5 separate regions of the Homo sapiens genome follow, and regions 1, 2, 3 and 5 are each linked to region 4. Evidence: chromatin contacts called from ENCODE Hi-C or POLR2A ChIA-PET data. All regions are on one chromosome and are shown on one strand. The core of a region is the stretch at or near the end of the contact, and the rest is flanking DNA. Distances in the headings are between cores, read along the strand shown. Region 1 holds the start of ZNF564 (zinc finger protein 564). Region 2 holds the start of ZNF799 (zinc finger protein 799). Region 3 holds the start of MAN2B1 (mannosidase alpha class 2B member 1). Region 4 holds the start of ZNF440 (zinc finger protein 440). Region 5 holds the start of ZNF490 (zinc finger protein 490).

Region 1 (2,700 bases), core at 58-2,557, 740 kb before region 4:
ACATGAAGAAAATCTGTGAGGGTCAGACTCAGTGAAAAACTTGTTTGCATTGTCCCCTGGAGAAAAGGTTTGGGAACATGACAATTTATTTAGGTCACGACTTTACATTGACTCCGGGTGAGAGTTTCCTGCTGGTACAAATGAAGGTTTTGAAGGAAAGAGTGTTTCCACACTGTGAGGAGAGGACTGGAGGGCACCTTGAGCTCCCAAAGTTGAATTCTTAAGTGTCCCTGTCTCATCACCAGGTTCTGATCCACACTGGGGTTCCATTTCAGCAGTTAGAGTCTGGGTCCCAAGCTTGGGATTATTTTATTTTATATTTCATTTCTTCATTTCATTATTTCATTTCATTTCATATTTCATTTTTTAGTCTCGCTCTGTCGCCCAGGCTGGAGTGCAATGGCGCTATCTCGGCTCACTGCAACTTCCCCCTCCCAGGTTCAAGCGATTCTCGTACCTCAGCTTCCCGAGTTGCTGGGATTACAGGCACCTGCCACCACGCCTGGCTAATTTTTGTATTTTTAGTAGAGATGGGGTTTCACCATGTTGGTTAGGCTGGTCTTGAACTCCTGACCTTAAGCAATTTTCTCACCTTGGCCTTCCAAAGTTCTGGGATTACAGGCGTGAGCCACCGCGCCCGGCGCTTGGGAATATTTTTAACGTTATGATTGTGGGTTTTCCTTGTGAACTGCGGGTGAAGCAGGCTGCTTGTCTGAGCTAGTTCAAATGTTTGCTTACTTCTCTTGGTTTCTTTATAGATGATCGCTGTCATAAAAACTCCAGTTTTTCCTATACATTTAATACTTTTATTTCTTTGTCCGTTTTAATTTTCTTGCCTGAAAGAAGCAAGCCCTCCTCCCTCCTGTTACACTGTGGTCTGGCCTGGCCTGGGCGCGCCTCCTACTCCGAGGCCAGGGGATGGCTCCACTGGACGCCGAGTCTGTCATTCCCTGTGCACACTTGTGACTCTGTGTCCGGGAGGAAAAGGCAGGAAGGGCACCCTGAGTGCAGAAACACGCCAGTGTCACCTCTGCAGAGCCTGAAACACTTTCTGCTTAAATGCAAATATCCTCCCCGGCACAGAAGGTTACAGAAGGAGGAAGCCCGGCCCGCGAAGGGCAGTGGCCAAGACCCTGTCAATCTGTCTTTACTCAGCCACATACCGCATTGCTTCTCCTGTCACTCAGTACCAAGGGGGCAGGACTTGAATCATCACCCAATCAGGGGCACTGGGGCGGGAACCTGCAAACCATCCAATCAGGAACTCTGCAAGGGGGACAGGGGCAATGTTCAACAACTCCGCGGGGTCTTCCTGTTTCGTGTCCGCTGCGTTTGGGTTCCGGTCTCCGCTTCTCCAGTGGCCCCGGTGGCTCCACCGCAGCGTCTGGCGCGCTGGGACCTGCACAGGCCGGAGAGAGCCGTAGGCAGGACCCCGGGACACCCTGGAAGCCAGGAAATGGTGCGTGTGCGGGGCCGGGCGCCTGGAGACTGGGGGAGGGGCTTGTGGGAACCGGCCGGAACCGGCTGTGGAAGCACCCTGGCCTCCCTGCAGCGACTCCAGGGTCTGGGACCCGAGTTCCCTGGCGCAGCTCGGCCCTCTGTCCCCTCGGCCGCAGGGTGGGTTGGGCCGTAGCCAGTACCCCAGGCGTCCTGTCCCGTCCCTGCGCGGCGACTGCGGCCTCGGCCTCGGAGCCCTGTCTGGGCAGCTCCGCGCCCGCAGCCCCGCCTCTCTCCAGATTGTTTGTACTGGGACACGGGAGGGTCATAAGGCGGAATCCCGTCTCGGGTGTGCGGTTCGTGCATGGGAAGAGCTGTGGGCTGTGGCCTTCCCAGTACATCGTCTTTTTTTCCGGGGGACTGGTCTTCCTCCGAGTCTTCCAAACGTACTGGAAAAAGAATCTCAAACCTACGACTCCCGTTTTTTTTAGCCTAGCTTTTTCTGGGGCTGGAAATAAATGCCTAAATTTCCGGTTCCTTCCCCGCATTCCCAAAGGTGACCTCCCCTCGCCAAATCAACATTATCAGCTGTTTTTTGTTTGACATTTAAGACACAGTATTTTAGTTGTTTATAGTTTCTTTCACCATACTCTTTTGAAAGGATTTGTTTTCTGTTTGTTGTTTTTTTTTTCTTTTCAGACAGAGTTTCGCTCTGTCGCCCAGGCTGGAGTGCAGTGGGAAGATCTCAGCTCACTGCAACCTTCGCCTTCCGGGTTCAAGCAATTCTCCTGCCTCAGCCTCCTGAGTAACTGGGATTACAGGCATGCGCCGCCACGACCGGCTACTTTTTGTATTTTTGGTAGAAACTGGGTTTCTCCATGTTGGCCAGGTTGGTCTCAAACTCCAGACCTCAGGTGATCCGCTCACCTCCGCCTCCCAAAATGCTGGTATTACAGACGTGAGCCACCGCGCCCGGCCTCTTGTTTGTGTACTTGTAACCTGAGAGGGAAACGGAGAATAAGAACCTGACACTCTACGGTAAAATTTTTTTTTTTTTTTGAGACAGAGTTTCGCTCTTATTGCCCAGGCTGGAGTGCAATGGCGCGATCTCAGCTCACTGCAACCTCCACCTCCTGGGTTCAAGCGATTCTCCTGCCTCAGCCTCCCGTGTAACTGGGATTACAGGCATGCGCCACCATGCCCGGCTAATTTTGTATTTTTAGTAGAGACAGGGTTTCTCCATGTTGGCCAGGCTGGTCTCGA
Region 2 (2,700 bases), core at 148-2,647, 590 kb before region 4:
GCTTTTGATAATATTTAACATCCCTTCATGATAAAAACCCTAAAAAAAAACTGGGTATAGAAGCAGCTACCTTAACATAATAAAAGCCATATATGGCAGACCCACAGCTAGCATGATAATGAATGAGGAAAAACTGAAAGCCTTTCCTGTAAGATCTGGAACACAATAAGAATGCCCACTTTTACCACTGTTGTTCAGCACAGTACTCGAAGTCCCAGCTAGAGCAATAAGTCCAAAAAAAAAAAAAAAAAGAAATAAAGGGCATCTATATTGGGAAGGAAAGGAAGAAGTCAAATTATCCTGGTTTGCATATAATATGATCTTATATCTGGAAATACCTAAAGACTCCACCAAAAAAGTATTAGAACTGAGAAATAAATTCAGTAAAGTTGCAGGATACAATATTAACATACAAAAATCAGTAACATTTTTATATGCCAACAGTGAACAATCTGAAGCTACTTGAGAGGCTGAGGTGGGAGGATTGCTTGAGCTTGGGAGGTAGAGGTTGCAGTGAGCCATGATGGCCCCACTGCACTCCAGCCTAGGCAACAGAGCAAGACCCCATCTCAAACAACCAAAAACGTGTAGAAGGATGGTTACCACAGGCTGGGAAAAGTAGTAGCGAGGAGTAGTTATGGGGGAAGTGGGGATGGTTAATAGGTATAAAAAATAGTTACAAAGAATGAATAAGACCTAGTATTTGCTAGCACAACAGAGTGACTATAGTAAAAAATAATTTAATTGTACATTGAAATATTTTGAAAAATTTCATTGAAAAAGAGTATAATTGGAGCCAGGCGCGATGGCTCACGTCTCTAATCCCAGAACTTTGGGAGGCCAAGGTGGGCGGATCACGAGGTCAGGAGTTCGAGACCAGCCTGGCCAACATGGTGAAACCCGGCCTCTACTAAAACATACAAAAATTAGCCGGGTGTGGTGGCGCGCACCTGTAATCCCAGCTACTCGGGAGGCTGAGGCAGAATTGTTTGAACCCACCTAGGAGGCGGAGGTCGCAGTGAGCCTCGCACCATTGCACTCTAGCCTGAGCCACGGAGCAAGACTCCCTCTCTCTCTCTCTCTCTCTCTCTCTCTCTCGGAAAAAAAAAAAAAAAAAAAAAAAAAAGTATAATTGTTTTGTCAGTCAGTGTACAGGAGGAAGAAGCAGGAGGTCCTATTGAGTACAGGCAGGAAATTCCGCTTAAGTGCAAATATCCCTCGGGAGGATTCAGATCAAAGAGCAGGGAGGAAGCCCGCCCTGCCAAGGGCTGTGTCAGGAACTTGCTCATCTGGCTCCACTCAGCTGTGCAAGATCGCTTCTTCTGTCAATCAGTCCACGAGGGGCGGCACCTGACGCCGTATCCAGTAAGGGCCGTGGGGCGGGTTCGTGGGAACTGTCAATCAGGCGCGCTTCCCAGAGGAGTGTGTGGTTGAAAAAGCCCGCGGCGTCTTCTCCACCCACCTGCGCTGGGCGCTCGGTGCTCGGCTCTGTAGCTAAGAGACGACCTGGAAGTTCCGTGGCAGCCTGTGTCCCGCGGGAACCCGCATTGGCAGCGGGAGCCGTCCGGAGGACCTGGGACACCGCGGAAGTCGGGAAATGGTGCGTGTGCTGGGCCGGCGTCCCGAGGCGGGGGAGGGGCTGGGTGGAACCTGCAGTAATCGGCTGTGGCTGGACCCGGGCCTCCCCAAGGGCTACTCCGGGATCTACGGACCCGGGTTCCCCTGGCGTAGGTCGGCCCTCGGCCGCAGGGTGGGGCTGGGCATGCAGCCGGGACCCCGGGCGTCCTGTCCCGTTCCTGCGCGGCGACTGCGGCCCCGGCGCCCTCTCTGGGCAGCTCCGCGCCCGCAGCCTCGCGTCTCCCGAGATTGTGCGGCTGTAAGCAACACAGGTTCGCGGCCCGACTCACTGCACCGAGACGCTGAGGGCTGCAGCAGAAACAGTTTAATAGCCAGAGAGGGGAGGACACCCCAGATCCGCCTCCCTGAGGGATTTGGGGTCTGGACGGGGGCGGCTGGGTGTAGGGTCGTTGGTTGGTGGGGAAGTGAGGGGTGAATCCTGGGACAGGAGGTGAAGAAACCGCATTCTGCTGAATGGGCTCCCTCGTTGGGACTTCAACCTGATTGGCGCCAGCCTTTGCTGGGATTCAGGATCTGAGAACTCCGGCGACTCTTGAGCAGTTCTCAGAGATCTTATCCCCAGGCACAATGGGGAAGCCGGCGGTCAGCGTCTGCTGTGACCTGACTCTCAGGGAGGCGGCCCCTTGAGGCAGCGGGGCTGAGGGCACCTGGTTAATATCTAACTGCAATCTCGCCTCCAGCCTGGCTCGCAGTTCCTGTGAACCCGGTGAGGAGGCTGCACGGTGACGACGAGTCACCAGGTGGAATCCAGACTCGTGTGTGGGGTTTGTGTGTGGGAGGAGCTGTGGTCTCCGTGGTCCTCAGTCCCTTCTTTCTTTCCAAGGGCGACCGTTTCCCCTCTGAGTCTTCCAAAGATGTGGTTAGCAGGGTCTCAAATCCACCACTGTGTTCTCTCATCCTGACTCCTCCTAGGGCTGGCAGCAAATCTCTTGGTTTCCAGAGACTTCCCCAGGCTAACCTTCTGTCCTTAATTCACAGCAACGGTATGAACTGTTTGGCCCCCAGGCGATATTTCACTAGTTTGTCATCTTGTTTTCAGCTAGCAATGTATGGCTTTTTCTT
Region 3 (2,700 bases), core at 30-2,529, 850 kb before region 4:
CTCTAGCCCCATAGGCCTGGTGTGGGGCCCCAGTCTGGAGGCTTCTGGCTGTTCATTTGCTTACTTCATAAACCTTGTGTCTTAAGTCAGGTGCTAGGGACAAGACAGTGACTTCTGCCCTCTGGCAACTCACCAGATGGCCCTGCTGACCTAGATAATCTAGGCTTTGGTTTCCTTTTTTTTTTTTCCTTTTTAAGAAAGAAAATGGTCTTGATCTGTCATGCAGGCTGAGTGCAGTGGCACAATCTATGTTCACTGCAGCCTCAAACTCCTGGGCTCAAGCAATCCTCCCACCTCAGCCTGCCACGTAACTGGGACCACAAATGCGTGCTACCATGCCCAGTTAATTCTTGTTTTTTTTGAGACAGAGTTTTGCTCTTGTTGCCCAGGCTGGAGGGCAATGGCATGATCTTGATCTCGGCTCACTGCAACCTCCGCCTCCCAGGTTCAAGTGATTCTCCTGCCTCAGTCTCCCAAGTAGCTGGGATTACAGGCATGTGCCACCATGCCCAGCTAATTTTTGTATTTTTACATTTTGTGTAAAATTACAAATTTTGTGTTTTCAAACCCGTCTCTACAAAACAACCCATGTTGCCCAGGCTGGTCTCAAACTCCCAGGCCCAAGTGATTCACCAGCCTGGCCCTCCCAAAGTGCTGGGATTGCAGGCTTGAGCCACTGCGCCTGCCCTGGGCTTTGTTTTCTTATCAGAGAATGAACTGGTAGGAATTGGGAAAGGCATGAAAGACTCGGGGTCCTTCCCCACTTGTCAGACCCTCTTTTCTCTCCGGAACACCCAGGGATCCTTCTCAACCAGGCTGGATCCCATCCCTGGTACTCCAGGGGTATTTACCCAACGTCCCAATCCCCACAGTATAGGACTCTTCATCAGATCCTCCTCTTAGGCAAGCTAGGTCCTTCCAGGACCCTAGCGCTGAAGGTCCATGGGACGGACACCCTGGATTCCCATGGACACACTACACCGGCTAGGAAAACCCGGCCCCCTTAGGAAAAGCACTTCTGCTCCTACCGGCATTAAGAGGCATTCCGTCTTGGAATTCCGGCATTAAGAGGCATTCCGTCTTCATAGCCCGTGAGACGCCAGTGTCACCTTTAGCCCAACCAGTGCCCTGAGGGTGGCATTTTCCTACCTTCCTGTAACGACCCCCGGGATTGCCCAGGGCTACAGCCTCTCTCCCGTGAGCCTCCAGACCGCGCCCTGGCCCCGCCCCCCACCCCGATTGGCCCGGCCGGGTCTGGGGGCGGGGCGTTTGCCCGGCCTTTCCAGGGCCGGGGAACCCCAGGAGGAAGCTGCTGAGCCATGGGCGCCTACGCGCGGGCTTCGGGGGTCTGCGCTCGCGGCTGCCTGGACTCAGCAGGCCCCTGGACCATGTCCCGCGCCCTGCGGCCACCGCTCCCGCCTCTCTGCTTTTTCCTTTTGTTGCTGGCGGCTGCCGGTGCTCGGGCCGGGGGATACGAGGTGAGTGGGGCCTCCGAGCTGAAACGTACAGGAGGCAGAGTGAAACCCAGAATACAGTCTAGAGGTGTGGGTGGGTCTGTCCTGTGGGTGTCTAGTGAATGGCTGATGATATGACAGTGTGGTCTGAGTGCGTGCTTTGTGTCATTGCGAGGTCTGGCTGTGCGCATCTGAGTATAGGACTGTGTCTGATTGTACCTGCCTCCGTGTCTCCGGGATGCTTGCCTAGACTTTGTCTGCACTTAACTGTGGGATTGGAGGGGCAGGAGGTGGCAGGGGGTGAGCAGTGTATGTGTGGGGGGAGGTGCTGGCTGAGAGCTGGGACTCTGGAGTCTGCCTGAAATTCCAGCCTAGCTCTTACACTTCCTGAGTGTGTGACGTTGGGCAAGTCACCTATCCTCTCTAAGCCTCAGTGCCTTCATCTGGAAACTGGGGATAACATCACCCCACCTCCCACGGTGGCCGTCTGCTGTCGGCAAATGCTGAACAAACATCAGCTACTTCTATTATTATTTTCCCGGAGTGTGAATGAGAGCTGCCCTGTGGGGTTGTGCAAAGTGGAGTTGTATCTATGAGCACAACTATGTATGTGTGTGTCCTGCCTGGGAGGGCCTGGCCTCCTCTGCACATAGGCGAGATCAGGCCTCTCTGAGTCACTCACCTCTAGATCAAGACTTACTCTGCAGCCCCCGACCTCGGGGGTTATTGACAAGGTATGTGTGTTTGGGGTCCCTGTGCAGACATGCCCCACAGTGCAGCCGAACATGCTGAACGTGCACCTGCTGCCTCACACACATGATGACGTGGGCTGGCTCAAAACCGTGGACCAGTACTTTTATGGAAGTGAGTAGAGGATGGGGACTGGTCCCTGGGATCCCCATGGTCCCTGTAATCCCTCTGGGTCCTGGACATTAGGGTGGGGCCAGTGCTACCCTAATATCCAGGGTTTGGGCTCCTCTGTCTAGGAATAACCCCCTTGGCTCTGCTGTTCCCTGAGAGCCTTATCCCTGTTATCCACAGTCAAGAATGACATCCAGCACGCCGGTGTGCAGTACATCCTGGACTCGGTCATCTCTGCCTTGCTGGCAGATCCCACCCGTCGCTTCATTTACGTGGAGATTGCCTTCTTCTCCCGTTGGTGGCACCAGCAGACAAATGCCACACAGGAAGTCGTGCGAGACCTTGTGCGCCAGGGTGAGCCTACCCCAAGGAAGTGAAAAGAGGA
Region 4 (2,700 bases), core at 160-2,659:
CCGCCCGCCTCGGCCTCCCAAAGTGCTGGGATTACAGGCGTGAGCCACCGCGCCCGGCCCTAAACTCTTTAATTGTTAACGTACCTCAGTTTAATTTTTAACAGAAAAAAGTGGGCACTGGGGACCCCAAAGACCGCTACTCCTCCCACACGAACCTGTCAGAGATGATAAATTACTTTTCTAAAAGCTTTAGTAAGCTGTTCTTTGTTTCTTGAGACCGACTTCCTTGTCTCCTAGCTACCTGTTCTGTAAACAACCTTCCCGCTTTTGCCGCGCCCAGACAAGTCCAGATACGCCTTCCCGCCTAGTAACGGACAGTCCCTGTTCCTTCCCGTCTCATAGACCCTATTTAATTTGTGTGTGTGTGTGTGTGTGTGTGTGTGTGTGTGTGTGTGTGACGGAGTTGCCCAGTTGTCTCGCTCTGTTGCCCAGGCTGGAGTACAGTGGTGCGATCTCGGCTCACTGCAAGCTCCACCTCCCGGGTTCACGCCATTCTCCTGCCTCAGCCTCCCGAGTAGCTGGAACTACAGGCGCCCGCCACCATACCCAGTTAATTTTTTTGTATTTTTAGTGGAGACGGGGTTTCACCGTGTTAGCCAGGGATGGTCTCGATCTCCTGACCTCGCGATCCGCCTGCCTCGGCCTCCCAAAGTGCTGGGGTTACAGGCGTGACCCACCGCGCCTGGCCAGACCCTATTTAATTTTAAACCTTAGCCTATCGAGTTAGTTTAGATTGTGAGGTCCAACCCTAGCCAATGAGGAAAGGACACAGAAGTGCTAGAAACTGCGTTAAGGAGAAAAACCCCTGCCCTACCCCGCTCGCTGTGCTCTTGTGACTGGCGCAAGCTGCACCCTTGTGTAGAAATAAATTTGCTTTGCTGAGGAATTTTCTGCCTAGATGCTGGTTTTCTTTGCGGCACCGGGCACTTGTTTCTAACAAACCCCATATCCGAGGCGGGATCCCCCCATATCCCTCCCGTGGCCCCCGCATAATGTGGGGAGACGCGGAGCTGCCCAGATTAGGCTCCGGAGCCGGGGCCGCAGTCGCCGTGAAGGGACGGGACAGGAGGCCCGGGGTCCCGGCTGCCGGCCCAGCCCCACCCTGCGACCGAGGGGACTCGCGTCCACGACCCCGGAGTCGCCGCGTGGAGGCCCGGGTCCCGCCTCAGCCGGTTCCGGCCGATTCCAGCCCCTCTCCCAGTCGCCCGGACGCCAGCCCCCTCACACACACCATTTCTCGGCTTCCAGGGTGTTCCGGCGTCCTCTGCGTGGCTCCCGCGACTAGTGTAGGTCACAGTGCAGGTTACAGAGCGACAGAAGCTCTGGTGGAGGCACCTAGTCCCTCTCGAAGCAAGAAAGCCGAGATCCTGACCGCTGTCGGCGCAGCACTAAAGGAATGGACGGAGGGCGACTGTCCCTTCCCCCTTCCCCGGATGGACAGTTGACAGGGCCCCGCCCCAGCACCCCTGATTGGATGGGGCGCCAGGCCCCGCCTCCTCCGTGCTGAGTGACAGCAGAAGCCCTGGGTAACCGGGTCCTGCAGATCATGTCTGACTTGTTCTGGCCACAGCGTCTCTGAGCGAGCAGCCTCTCTAAGCGAGCAGCCTCTCTAAGCGAACAGCCTCTCTAAGCGAGCGCCTTCCTTGAGCCCTGGTCATCAGATATTTGCATTTCAAGGCGACTTGCTCCTTATTGTTAGAAGAGGCACTGTTAGCTTCCTCATTCAAGGGGCTGTCCCTGCTCCTTCCTTCTGCACGGGATCACAAGTGTGTGCAGGGCATTTCAGACTCAGTGTTCAATGGAGAGATACGCTTGCCTCAGAGCAGGAGGGGAGCCCAGACCAGGCAAGGCACGACTGCACCAGGAGAGAGAGGCAGATGTCTTCCAGCGTGCGGGAAATGGGATGAGGCATGGCCAAGGCTTCCTCACACTGCTATGGACTCCAGCAAGGTTTTCCTTGTAAGGGAGCTAACCAAGCCAGAACTTATTAAAGATTTAGAGGCTCTCAGTACTATGTATATCTATCCCTGGTGCATTGACAGTGACTGAAGACCCATTTTTCAGGACATGCTGTGTAGGACTGAGCCAGGGAACATGATATAGCATGGCACTTTTATCTCACATATAACCCCCAAGGAGCAGGGTTAACTGAAATGAAAGATGGTCTCAGGGGAAGCTGTAAATGAGAAATTCTGTCATAGAAATTATGATTTAGGCAGGCCGGGCGCGGTGGCTCATGCCTGTAATCCCAGCACTTTGAGAGGCTGAGGCAGGTGGATCACGAGGTCAGGAGTTCAAGACCAGCCTGGCCAACATGGTGAAATCCTATCTCTACTAAAAATACAAAAATTAGCCAGGAATGGTGGCGCATGCCTGTAATCCCAGCTACTTGAAAGGCTGAGGCAGGAGAATTGCTTGAACCGGGAGGCAGAGTTTGCAGTGAGCCAAGATCGTGCCACTGCATTCCAGCCTGAGACACAGTGAGACTCCATCTCAAAAAAAAAAAAATTATGTTTTAGCCATCTTTTTTTGAGACGGGGTCTCACTCTGTCGCCCAAGCTGGAGTGCAGTGGTGCGATGGCTACTCAATGCAGCCTCAACCTCCCAGACTCAAGCAATCCTCCCACCTCAGCCTCCTAAGTAGGTGGGACTACAAGTGCCTGCCACCATGCCTGGCTAGTTTTTTATTTTTGGTAGAGA
Region 5 (2,700 bases), core at 157-2,656, 800 kb before region 4:
AAAAAAAAAAAAGAAAATAATAATGTCAGTTAATTATTTCCATGGCAATAAATAGTTTACAAAAGTATTACTTCTATCTGAATGCTTCTAGATGTTGCAAGTTTAAGTCCTGGAATACCATCTGAAACATCAAACTAAAAGAACAGACCTGAGAAACATATTCCATGTGCTCAGGGAAAGAACAAAGAATTTTTAACAAATGTAATATTGGGATGTTTTTTGTTTTCTGAGATTCATTTCTTTTTTGCCCTTTGGAAATATTTTGTACTGTCTCTCAAGTTCTTCTGATAACATATATTTTATATTTATTGGAAAAATGACATTCGAGTGAATAAATCTTTTCAAGGTCATAAACCCAAGGCGGGACAGTGCCAATCTGAAACTGTGCTGAAAAGATAGATTACCCAGGAAAGTTTACAAAAAGGAACCTCAACGCAAAGGAGTTCCCATAGGATGTCTGTGCCCTGGAAAGGTACCAGGATGAGGGCCACAGCATTTTATGCAGATTAGTTCCAAGTGAATAATTTTTCTGATTTTTCTCTGATGTAAAATATCCACAAACAAGAAATAAATCGTTTAAAAGAGGCATCTATTGGAAAAAAGATTATTAAAATACTGCGTGTGTTTGAAATGCACCACACAGGACAAAGAGTTGGTGACGATGTTTTCCACTGGCGAGCGGAAGTAGGCGTTTGGGAATTCGGGGAGGGATCCGGAAATCTAGGGATTAATGGCCCGCCGTGGGAGGAGCTAGGCTGGGGGGACAGGGTAGTGGATTTGAGACTCTGCTTCCAACATCTTTGGAAGACTCAGGGGGAAACAGCCTTTGGGAAGAAAGAAGGGACTGGGAACCCCAGACTGTAGCTCCTCCCACACAAACCAAACACACAAGGCGGGATTCTCCCCAGGACCCTCCCGTGGTCCCTGCACGATCTGGGAAAGACGCGGGGCTGCGGGCGCGGAGTTGTCCAGAGAGGGCTCCGGGGCTGGGACCGCAGTCGCCGCGCAGGGACGGGACAGGACGCTTGGAGTTCCAGCTGCCAGCCCAGCCCCACACTGCGGCCGGAGGTGACCGTGGGGAGGCCCGGGTCCCGCGATCACGGCCGGTTCCAACTAGTCCGGCCCTGCACACTCACCATTTTCCGGCCTCGCGGGTGTCCCGGTGTTGTCCCTAAGGTTCACGGAGCCAGCGCAGGGTACAGCGCATCCGATGCAGGGGTACAGCAACCTGACGCGTCAAGGGGCCAGGAGACCCCAAGCTAAGCACAACCCGATCGCACAGTGACGTAGCACGCATTTGCGCAGCGTAGCCGTACCCTCCTTTCCGGCGCCGCCCCTGATTGGACAATTATACAGCCCCGCCCCTTTTTGTCCGAATGACAGCTAGGCAGCAGGTCTAGTAGCTAGGCAGATCTCGCTTCCGCCGGTGGGACGGAACTGGTGCCCTCCGTGGACAATTGTGTTGAAGCAGAAATTGTTCCGGATCTCGGGTCGGACACGGAAGTCTTCCTGCAGTGTTTCTGGATGCGGGGACAGGGATGCGCAGGAATTCCAGTCTCAGTTTCCAGATGGAGCGACCCCTCGAGGAGCAAGTCCAGAGCAAGTGGTCGTCTAGTCAAGGCCGCACAGGAACAGGAGGGTCTGATGTCCTCCAGGTACCAGGGGCTTGGCATAATGTTGTAAGGCCTCTCGTGGAATAGTGACCCTTGTTTATAAACAGACGGTTACCCCATCATGTGTAATAAAAAGTGTGGTTGCATTTTAATCTTTGACCATAACAGCGTTGAGGCGTCCACCTTTCTTTTCCCCACCTCCACACATTTGGCACTTTAGAAAAGGAACCCCAAGGCAGGGCTTGGTGGCGCACACCCGTAGTCCCAGCTACTGCGTGGTGGGGGCGGTGGGGGAGGTCGGGGGGTGGGTGGGCTGAGGCGGGTGGATCGCTTGACTCCAGGAGTTTGAGTTCAGTCTGGGCAACATGGCCAGAACCCATCCCAAGAAAAAAAAAAAAAGGAAAGAAAGAAAAAACAATCCGTAGGACACCCGAGCACTTGGCTCGGGTGGTAAATTGCAACCCTAACCTGGGCACAGGGACTCTTCAGACCAATCACGATCTATGAGACGTGCTCAGTAAACTGCGTTTTACTCTGGAAGGAAATGGTTTGTTTTCGTTGTTTTTTTGTTTGTTTGTTTTTAGTTTAAGCATGTTTTTATTGCTTTTCATTTTTATTTTTATTTTTGTAGATTTATGGTTACAAATGCACTTGTGTTACGTGGATATATTTCATAGTGGCGAAGTCTGGCTTTTAGTGCACCCATCACCCAAAGAGTGTATATTGTACCCAATAGGTAATATTTCATCCCTCATCCCCCCTCTCTGTCCAACCTATTGGCATCTCCAGTGTCTATTATTCCATTCTGTATGTCCATGTTTACCCATTGTTTAGCTCCCACTTATATGTAAGAAGATGCAGTTTTTGACTTTCTGTTTTTGCATCATCGCACTTAGGATAATGGCCTCCAGTTCCATCCGTGTTGCTGTAAAGTGGAAGGAAATTTATCTCAAATAAGTTTTCTAAAGTGTCCCTACAGAACTTGGAAAGACCAAGAGCCCAAAACCAGCCTGGGCAACATAGCGAGACCCCATTTCTCAAAAAATTTTTAAAAATTAGCTGGGTATGGTGTTCACCTGTAGTCCTA

Evidence for each region. A loop is a pair of places that touch in the nucleus more often than their neighbours do. ChIA-PET counts read pairs that join two places held with the same protein, here RNA polymerase II (POLR2A). Pooled maps may share reads with other maps.
Region 1: a pooled map shows a loop between it and region 4 (5-fold over the local background). The contact joins the promoter of ZNF564 here to the promoter of ZNF440 in region 4. A Hi-C loop is called at or near these places in 8 of 50 pooled maps. POLR2A ChIA-PET finds 5 or more read pairs at or near these places in 2 of 52 experiments (CD8-positive, alpha-beta memory T cell and activated CD4-positive, alpha-beta T cell).
Region 2: a loop to region 4 is called in a pooled map, with 9 times the contacts of the local background. The contact joins the promoter of ZNF799 here to the promoter of ZNF440 in region 4. A Hi-C loop is called at or near these places in 4 of 50 pooled maps. POLR2A ChIA-PET finds 5 or more read pairs at or near these places in 2 of 52 experiments (WTC11 and naive thymus-derived CD8-positive, alpha-beta T cell).
Region 3: a loop to region 4 is called in a pooled map, with 5 times the contacts of the local background. The contact joins the promoter of MAN2B1 here to the promoter of ZNF440 in region 4. A Hi-C loop is called at or near these places in 2 of 50 pooled maps. POLR2A ChIA-PET finds 5 or more read pairs at or near these places in 4 of 52 experiments (H1, RWPE1, WTC11 and 1 more).
Region 5: a pooled map shows a loop between it and region 4 (4-fold over the local background). The contact joins the promoter of ZNF490 here to the promoter of ZNF440 in region 4. A Hi-C loop is called at or near these places in 1 of 37 single-sample maps with no recorded cell type and 7 of 50 pooled maps.

Annotation. Positions count from the first base shown.
Region 1 is chr19:12,550,089-12,552,788 of GRCh38, reverse strand. ZNF564 (zinc finger protein 564) reads left to right here and starts at 1,307. Exons shown (of 4, transcript NM_144976.4): 1 at 1,307-1,459. The coding sequence starts at 1,457. It overlaps LINC02926 (long intergenic non-protein coding RNA 2926), which reads right to left and starts at 1,063. Exons shown (of 2, transcript NR_187485.1): 1 at 1-1,063. RefSeq lists enhancers at 1-256, 1,040-1,334, 1,400-1,509, 2,168-2,670 and a silencer at 1,740-1,819.
Region 2 is chr19:12,399,968-12,402,667 of GRCh38, reverse strand. ZNF799 (zinc finger protein 799) reads left to right here and starts at 1,397. Exons shown (of 4, transcript NM_001080821.3): 1 at 1,397-1,600. The coding sequence starts at 1,598. RefSeq lists enhancers at 1,243-1,292, 2,013-2,102 and a silencer at 1,623-1,782.
Region 3 is chr19:12,665,321-12,668,020 of GRCh38, reverse strand. It overlaps MAN2B1 (mannosidase alpha class 2B member 1), which reads left to right and starts at 1,279. Exons shown (of 24, transcript NM_000528.4): 1 at 1,279-1,478; 2 at 2,216-2,318; 3 at 2,496-2,669. The coding sequence starts at 1,320. It overlaps WDR83 (WD repeat domain 83), which reads right to left and starts at 1,214. Exons shown (of 11, transcript NM_001099737.3): 1 at 1,029-1,214. RefSeq lists a silencer at 1,137-1,416 and enhancers at 1,667-1,796, 1,817-1,946, 2,007-2,056, 2,597-2,646, 1,713-2,660 and 1 more.
Region 4 is chr19:11,812,982-11,815,681 of GRCh38, reverse strand. ZNF440 (zinc finger protein 440) reads right to left here and starts at 1,409. Exons shown (of 4, transcript NM_152357.3): 1 at 1,232-1,409. The coding sequence starts at 1,234. RefSeq lists silencers at 1,005-1,074, 1,495-1,574.
Region 5 is chr19:12,609,519-12,612,218 of GRCh38, reverse strand. It overlaps ZNF490 (zinc finger protein 490), which reads left to right and starts at 1,406. Exons shown (of 5, transcript NM_020714.3): 1 at 1,406-1,655. The coding sequence starts at 1,539. ZNF791 (zinc finger protein 791) reads right to left here and starts at 1,299. Exons shown (of 4, transcript NM_153358.3): 1 at 1,137-1,299. The coding sequence starts at 1,139. RefSeq lists enhancers at 1,128-1,187, 1,518-1,737 and a silencer at 1,328-1,387.